2 separate regions of the Mus musculus genome follow, and region 1 is linked to region 2. Evidence: chromatin contacts called from ENCODE Hi-C or POLR2A ChIA-PET data. All regions are on one chromosome and are shown on one strand. Each heading gives the region's core, a stretch centred on a gene start or an enhancer-like site at or near the end of the contact. The rest is flanking DNA. Distances are from core to core; before and after follow the strand shown. Region 1 overlaps Snx29 (sorting nexin 29). Region 2 overlaps Snx29 (sorting nexin 29).

Region 1 (3,666 bases), core at 650-3,149, 74 kb before region 2:
CATAGGTGTTTGACAAGGTGTTGAGTTGCAGACAGAAAACCATGTAAGCCATAGTAATGGCACAGGTGTCAGAAGGCAAGGCATAGGGAGGGACTGTGATGAGCTAAATGATTCTACACTGGTGGAGAGGCTTAGTTAGATGTTTGGCTGAGCATCCCTGGCAGCCACAAGGCAGGGAATGTGGGGGTCCAGCCTGGAGAGCACATTAATGGAGGAGTTGAGGTACTAGTGTGAGTAGAGCATCTTCTGCCTTTATCTGCTGCCATGCTGAACTTTTATCTGAGATGGAAGCTGGCTGGGAAACCGTGACCCTCTTAGGATTGTTCACTGTATTACAAAGGCAATGTGGAGGGCTGGTTCCCTCGTCTGGAGTCATACTGCCAGTTTGAATCCCAGTTCTTGTCATTTCCTAGGAAAACTGCTTAGGCTCTCTTTGTCCCTTAAGCCTGTAAGTATTGACAAAGCCTCGACAGCCCTTCTCCTGCAGCAGCCCTTGCTTATTATAGGCTCTGGGTTGTCACAGAACTGTACAAAGGTGCTTTTGGTTGATTCCAGGGTTAGAAGGCCTTCACAAGGGGGTAGGTCTGGAGGAGACTAGCAGTATATGATGGAAGCAGCAGTATATGATGGAAGCTTTGATAGCATAGTTTACAGAGATCTTGAGCTGCTAGGACTAACTTTCAGCACCATTAAACCTTTTGTTCCTGCTGATATATCCAAAGATGGGAGGAGAAAGATTACTGGGCCAAATTAACTAAAGTAAGCAATTAATTAAAGCAAGCTTTTTTATTCATGTACATGGGCTAAGGCAGGGTGCCAGAGGTTAACATTGGGTCTGAAGTAGGCAAGGCTTATATAACTTAGGGGTAGAAGGTTTCTAAATGGGTACTTTATTGGGCAAAATAGGTGGGGTTAAGGAGCAGAACATAACAAGGTGGTCAAAACAAGTTGTAACAAGCTTTTGAATCAAAGGTAGGGTTGCAAGACGGTCATTACAGCTTAAAACAAAGACATGATTGCAGGGTGGTTGCAAGGTAGTTATACCAACCAGTGGTCCTAACAACAGGTGACCATAATAACCCTTTGAAACAAAGGCATGGCTGTTCTTTCCTGGAACAGGCAGTACAGAACAATTTGTAGTTAAGGTTACAGGTGGGGCATAGTTTACTCCTTGAGAAACAGGTTTAATTATAAACAGGGTGAGCCTAGTTTGTCTTTATTGTAAGGTATTTGTAAGCCTAAAGTGGAGGCAGGCTGGTTCATCACTGGTTCCTTTGAGGTAGTCCTCATGGCTTTGCGTAGCCAGGCCTCTCAGCCACTGTCTTCTAGTAGTTGGGTGTGGTTGAATGTGGTGCCTACTTAGTATCACTGGCCAGTAGAGCTGAGGTACCCTCAAGCCAAGCTTTTGTCTGGCCCAGGAGAGCAGATTTTTGTAGGTGTGTCTCATTGTGGCGTTTTGATGCTAGAATTACAAATGCACTTAACAGATTCATTGGTTTTGTTTTGAGTAATTATTCTTTGAATGGTGCTGTCTGAGGTTTCTGGTTGTTTACTCTGACATTCAGCAGGCGTAATTGCTTTGACTTGCACACATTAATTACTGCAGTCACTGGAAGCTGTAGGAGAGGCACTTGCTGCCACCTACTCCATGATTTACATCTCCCCCGAGCTTTGAAGGAAAATGCAGGTGGCCAGCAGGCAGATCAGGGCTGGCAGCAGGCTGGCAAGATGGTCTGGAATCCTGTAGATGAAGGTCTTTGGACTTCTGTCCACCTTTGCGATTGCTACCCGTCTTCTCAGTCCTGGCCACCATCATTTCTTGGCTGGATAACTGCACTGGTTGCCTTTTAGAGCTCAGCTGGCATCTGCTGTGTCCATAGCTGCATAGCCCATGTTCTCTCTCACACCCTTCCTTGCCCTGGCTCAGGGACCTTCATGACTCATTCCTGGCTGCAGTCTTTCCAGCTTCTTGGGGCTTTCCTAACCCTTCCCTCTAGATCAGTTTTGGGTCTGGCAGCCTGCCTAGAACACTGTTAGAAATGCAGACTTCCAGGCTCTGCTCCACTGCTCTGAATCAATTTTGCATTTTAATAGACCCACAGGTGGCTTAGTGCACCCAGTTCTCCATCTTGATTCTGGGAACTGTGTGTCTTCTATCTCCTTCAGGCTTGTCAACTTCCACAGAAGCCTGTAGACTTCTCTCACACAATCTACCTGAGTCCTCCTAGGCCACATCCTCTCTTCCTTCCCACCCCTCTAGCATTTTTGTAGGGTACATTTTGTAGTCTGAGATAGTATTTGCTGAGCTGTAAGGCCACAGCTCCTTTGTAAATGTCACCTCAGTAAGGATGGGGACCCATTATGTCTTGTACCCCTAAACCCATTTATATGAACACTGTCTGGTGCTGGCATGATGTCCCAAAAAGTTGTAAGAACTGTACATATTGTACCAATCCTCAGGGCTCCTTGATTTTCTGTTATTTAGAGAGGTAAACTGAGGCACAGAGAGGGCATCTGTCTGTGCAGTTATCTAGATGTGAAGTTACTGGGCTTTGATATCACATGGACAGGGGACTGGAGGGTCATACAGACAATGGGCAAGTTGTTTGACTTCTAAAATTTTTTTTTTTTTTTTTTTTCGAGACAGGGTTTCTCTGTGTAGCCCTGGCTGTCCTGGAACTCACTCTGTAGACCAGGCAGGCCTGCCTCTGAAATCCGCCTGCCTCTGCCTCCGAAGTGCTGGGATCAAGGCGTGCGCCACCACTGCCCGGCTGACTTATAAAATTCTTACCTCTGTTTCCTATGCTCTGTTTCTAGGCTCAGCATCAGGAGTAAGAATACCTCATAAGGTTACCATGAGCATTGCGTATACTAATATACATAAAGTTCTATGGATCTGTTTAAATTTAGTTAATTAGGGTGACACTGTAGTTTAGTAGTGCTTGCCTGGCATCTGAGACCCTGGGTTCAATCTCAGTACTGCCATCCCCAATTCCTCATAGTTTTAGGGGGTCAGAGGCCTGGACTTGGCTTAGCGAATCCCTTTGATTCAGGATCTCAGGAGCTTAGGCAAAGTATGGGGTGGAGTTCTAGTCATTCAAGACTTGCTGGGTTACAGGGTGGGTTCTTCCCCTTCTATGTGAATCAGAGATGGGAGCCTTCCAGAGAAATAGAGACTGTTGTTGTTTTCTTGTAACTGATCCTAGAAGTTACACATAGCAGTAGCACTTAGCACTAGAGGGGATGAAGAAGTCCGGTTGATCCCCAGGAAGCATATGCTACAGTTAATAGGGTGGGACAATTAAGCACCACTTAAAATAGCATTTGACAGCCAGTGAGCATTGTGTGAAAACTGGGGGACAGCTGTTGTCAGTGTCTTCACTGAAGGATGAAGAGCTGGTAAGAATAGGAGCTGAGGTTTGAAGCCCAGGACGGGCTACATAATGAACTTCAGCTGCACTGATCGCCAAGTGTCAACCACTGAGTATGGAAATCCCAGGAAGGATTAACGTGCTGAGCAGAATGATACGTTCCAAATGGCGTCTCCGTCTACAAGTTAAGGGCTTCCGTATGGCTGCCAAGACAACGCAGGAAGTAGCTAGCAAGCCTGGTAACTCAAGTTCTGTCCCCATGACCCACAAGTATTGTGGCTCATGTGTGTCTACA
Region 2 (3,577 bases), core at 510-3,009:
GGAGTTCTGATCTACCACTTCCTGTTGGGCCTCACTAAGCCTCAGGCTCTCAGTGGAGTGTGACCAGTTGCCCTCCTTGAGCTCTACTCTGGGACTTTAGCAGAGCCTGGTTAGGGCAAGAAGAAGCTCTGTGTCCTTCTCATCGTGGCCTGTGTCTTGGTAGAGCAGAAGTTCCAAGCACTCTGCCCTCCTTTTCTTCATGGATCCTGAGGTATGCAGGAGTGCAGCCTCTGTTCAGCAGCCAGCAGCAGTGAGCACTGATTCCTCAGCTCATCTTAGTCCCTGGAGATGCTGTGCTGCTCCTGGGTTGCCAGCACTCTTCTGCTTGTAGCTCCTCATCTGAGCCATGTGCTTTCTCCTTCCTCATAGCAGATAAGGGATTCTCTTTGTCTCATTTGGGTATAATGTAATACACTTGTGATCCTAGCACCTGGGAGGCGGAGGCAGGAGGATCCTGAGTTTGAGGCCAACCTGGGTTGTATAGTTGAGACTCTGTCTAAAAAATCCAACCAGAGATGGAGGAGGCTGCTCAGATGCCTAAGTGTTGGTTTTGTCTTTGTGGCGGCCTGGAATCTGGGCCTGCCTCTGACCGGGAGTCTGGAGTACTTAGGAAGGAGTAGGCGAACTTCCACAGAGACACACTTGGAAGATGATCCAAGGCTCTTCTTTTGGACAACAGATAAAAATATTGGTAATTATAGTGGCTGATTTCAGCTCCTCAGCCCTCCAGTATTTTGAGTCTCTGTTAGGTTTCTCCCTTTATGCAGGAAGAAGCTTCCTGAAGCCAGAGTCGCCTGGTCTTGATGGAAGAGGTTCAGGGCTGTTCTGTTGGTGCTGGGCACACCTTGGGAGGGATCAGGGCTGTTGTGAGCACCAGATAAGCTGGCCTTTGTTTTACTTGAAAAGCCTGCTGCTTGAGGGTAGAGCGACAAACTTCAGAGAGCAGACAGCTGATGTGACTGAGGAGACCAAGGTTTGCCAGCCTTGTACCGAAGTCTCTTCTGGCTACAGTGACTCACCTGTACCTCAAGGCATCTGAAGACCACTGATGTGTGTGTTAGTAAACTCTTGCTGCTGCCTTCAGCCTCATTTCTCACCTTACCTAGAACTTGTTTCATCTTTCAGAAGCACATCTTTGCATGGGGGTTGGGGCAAGCTGTCTAACTTGACAACTAACTTGATTCCTTTTTTCTGTCTTCTATCCTTGACTCATCTTTCCTTGTTAACTTTACACACACACACACACACACACACACACACACACACACACACACACACAAGGCGGGTTTATTGGGAAGCTTCTCTCAGCCAGGAGAGTTCACTGGACCCAAGGACTGAGGTTGGGAAGTTGCCATGAGGAAAGTGGGGGAGGGAGTGGGTCAGAGAGAGAGAGAGAAAGAAAGAGAAAAAGGGCATGCACACAGAGAGAGGAGATGAAGAGAGAGAGTAACTTATTTTCTTCACCTTTAAGATCTCATCTGAAGAGGGTGTGGTGGAAGGTGCCTGTAATTCTAGCACCTAGCAGGCTGGGGCAGGGGCAGGGGCAGGGGCAGGGGCAGGGGCATTATAAGGTTGAGGCTCGCTTGGGCCACTTCTCTGCTCTTCTACAAACTGGGTTCGGTCCCCAGGTGTCCTCAGCATCCTTTGTATCCTACATCCTGATCCTGATAGGGCAGCTTTCTCTGTACTTGCCTTGACTGTGTTCTCATTTTGCCCTTTCCCCAAGTCTGCTCTGCTGCAAGCCCAGCAGATGGCAGTAGACGTGCCCCAATCATCACCATTCTAGCTGTTCTAGCCCTAGCATCCAGCAGGACCCCTGGCATCTGACTGGTAACCCATTTAAACAGCATTTTCGATGAAGACCACAGGGAAGCTAGATCAAACTGGCTGAGGCAGACACAATACATTTATTTACTAAGTCCTATTTCAGTTTTCTCCTTGGGACCATGTGACTTGCTCAGGCTACTGGGGTATAAATAGAACTGCTGTGCGGTCCAGGCTGGGGGAGAGATCAACTGGAGAACGAACATTTCCTGGTTCTTGTTTTCCTTGCAGGGTACCTGTGAGCCATGGATTCTGTGTGGCCCAGCCACAAGAGGGCCCGAGTCTGGGTCCCCAGGCTGCTACTTAGAAGGCAGCCTTGCTGTTTTGCTGCTGGGCCCACTGTAATCTTTGTAAAAAGGAGGAGTGGGATTTTTATCTGTTTAGCCAGGGAACTATTGGGGTACTTGTTGCTGTCCTGCTTATCTTCAGTCCAGGACAGTCTGATTTTAGGCATGGGTAATTCCCCTTCTGTTCATAGATGGCTGTGATTCCCCTGAGCAAATCTTTTCTTCCAAGTTCACATTCAGAGAAGACAAGGCTTTGCTTCTTTTATTCCTGGCCAAAGCTTTGAATTTATGCTGGCAACCCAGCTGAGCCTCCGCTCTTGCTCTTCATCTGATCACAGGGTCTTGCTTCTGCACTGAGACAGCGGAGAGCCCTGGTCAGATGTGGGGAACGGAGAATAGGGAATGGGATGTACTTCGAGGGGAAGGAAGGATGCCATGGAGACTCCAGCTTACGTTAGCTCACAGCGAACAAGTAGTGAACAGATGAGCGCTTAGCGGTGAACAGACCTTCTCCCTTGTTTTTGGGACTCTGCTCTACCAGCTGAGTACTCTTCATCCAAGGGTCAGTGAGTGCAGAGACGGGGGCGAGGGCAGTATTTGAGACCTTGCCATGGAGGGGAAGGTGTGCAGGTCCTTTGCCTGTCAGCTTGGGTGGGCTAGGGCAATTGGGCTGCAGGAAGAACATGTGCAAGTTTGGCAACCTGGCAGAGATACTTAGCAGTGAGACAGGGATGACACTTCAGTTCCTCACTAGCAGCGATGTCTGTCTCTAACATTACCTTTTAGTCAGCATACAGAGCTGTGTTTTATCACACCGTTGTCAGAGGTGTGTGTCACTACCTCGCACACAGTCACTCCTCCAGACTGTTCCTCTGTGCAGCTTTCCTCTCATCTGTTTGTAAGGCTGTAGATATGATAATGTTTCTTTTCTGAACACATGTGCGTGTGCATGTGAATGCGTGTGAAGCCAGACGACAACTTCCTGTGCCATCTACCTCCATTGAGACCTGGTCTCTCACTGGCTTGGAGGTCACCAATAGGTTAGACTGGCTGGCTCTGGGACACCCCTCCCCCATTCTATCCTCTCCAACCCAGGGCTTACAAGCATTGCCTGGAGTTTCCCAGAGGGCTCAGGGATCACACTCGGCACTGCATGCTTGCAGGGAGTGCATAGACTTTCCTGACTGAGCCATCTTCCCAGACTTGGTTAATACTTTTCTATTTTCTTTTCTTCTTCCTGAAGATGGTATGGTGGGAAGTTCTCCCTTTGCATTCTCTTCTCTCTGCTTTAGTCCTCCCCAACACAGGCCAGTGGGGACTATGTCCCCCACTACTTCCTGGCTGTTCTCTGCCACTTGATAGAATTTTTTTTTCTAGACCCAGCCAACTGTTTGCTTCTAAGGAAATCTTCTTAGGAAGATTTCATCTGTCAGACAAAGCTGGTGATGTCAGAGCAGGATGGCTGC

Evidence for each region. A loop is a pair of places that touch in the nucleus more often than their neighbours do. ChIA-PET counts read pairs that join two places held with the same protein, here RNA polymerase II (POLR2A).
Region 1: a loop to region 2 is called in a map of Patski, with 2.1 times the contacts of the local background. The contact joins two enhancer-like sites. A Hi-C loop is called at or near these places in 2 of 37 maps with a recorded cell type or tissue (Patski and T-helper 17 cell). POLR2A ChIA-PET finds 5 or more read pairs at or near these places in 2 of 5 experiments (Patski and embryonic stem cell).

Annotation. Positions count from the first base shown.
Region 1 is chr16:11,504,041-11,507,706 of GRCm38, forward strand. The region is part of intron 13 of Snx29 (sorting nexin 29); the gene reads left to right. Among named protein-coding and RNA genes, the nearest start is that of Gm32100, 78 kb to the right of the region's middle. Within about 2 kb of position 1,900, at least 1 of the 3 ENCODE cell types and tissues checked has a DNase peak (open chromatin) inside an H3K27ac peak, as active enhancers do.
Region 2 is chr16:11,578,009-11,581,585 of GRCm38, forward strand. All of the region lies in intron 15 of Snx29 (sorting nexin 29), which reads left to right. Among named protein-coding and RNA genes, the nearest start is that of Gm32100, 3.9 kb to the right of the region's middle. Within about 2 kb of position 1,760, at least 3 of the 3 ENCODE cell types and tissues checked have a DNase peak (open chromatin) inside an H3K27ac peak, as active enhancers do.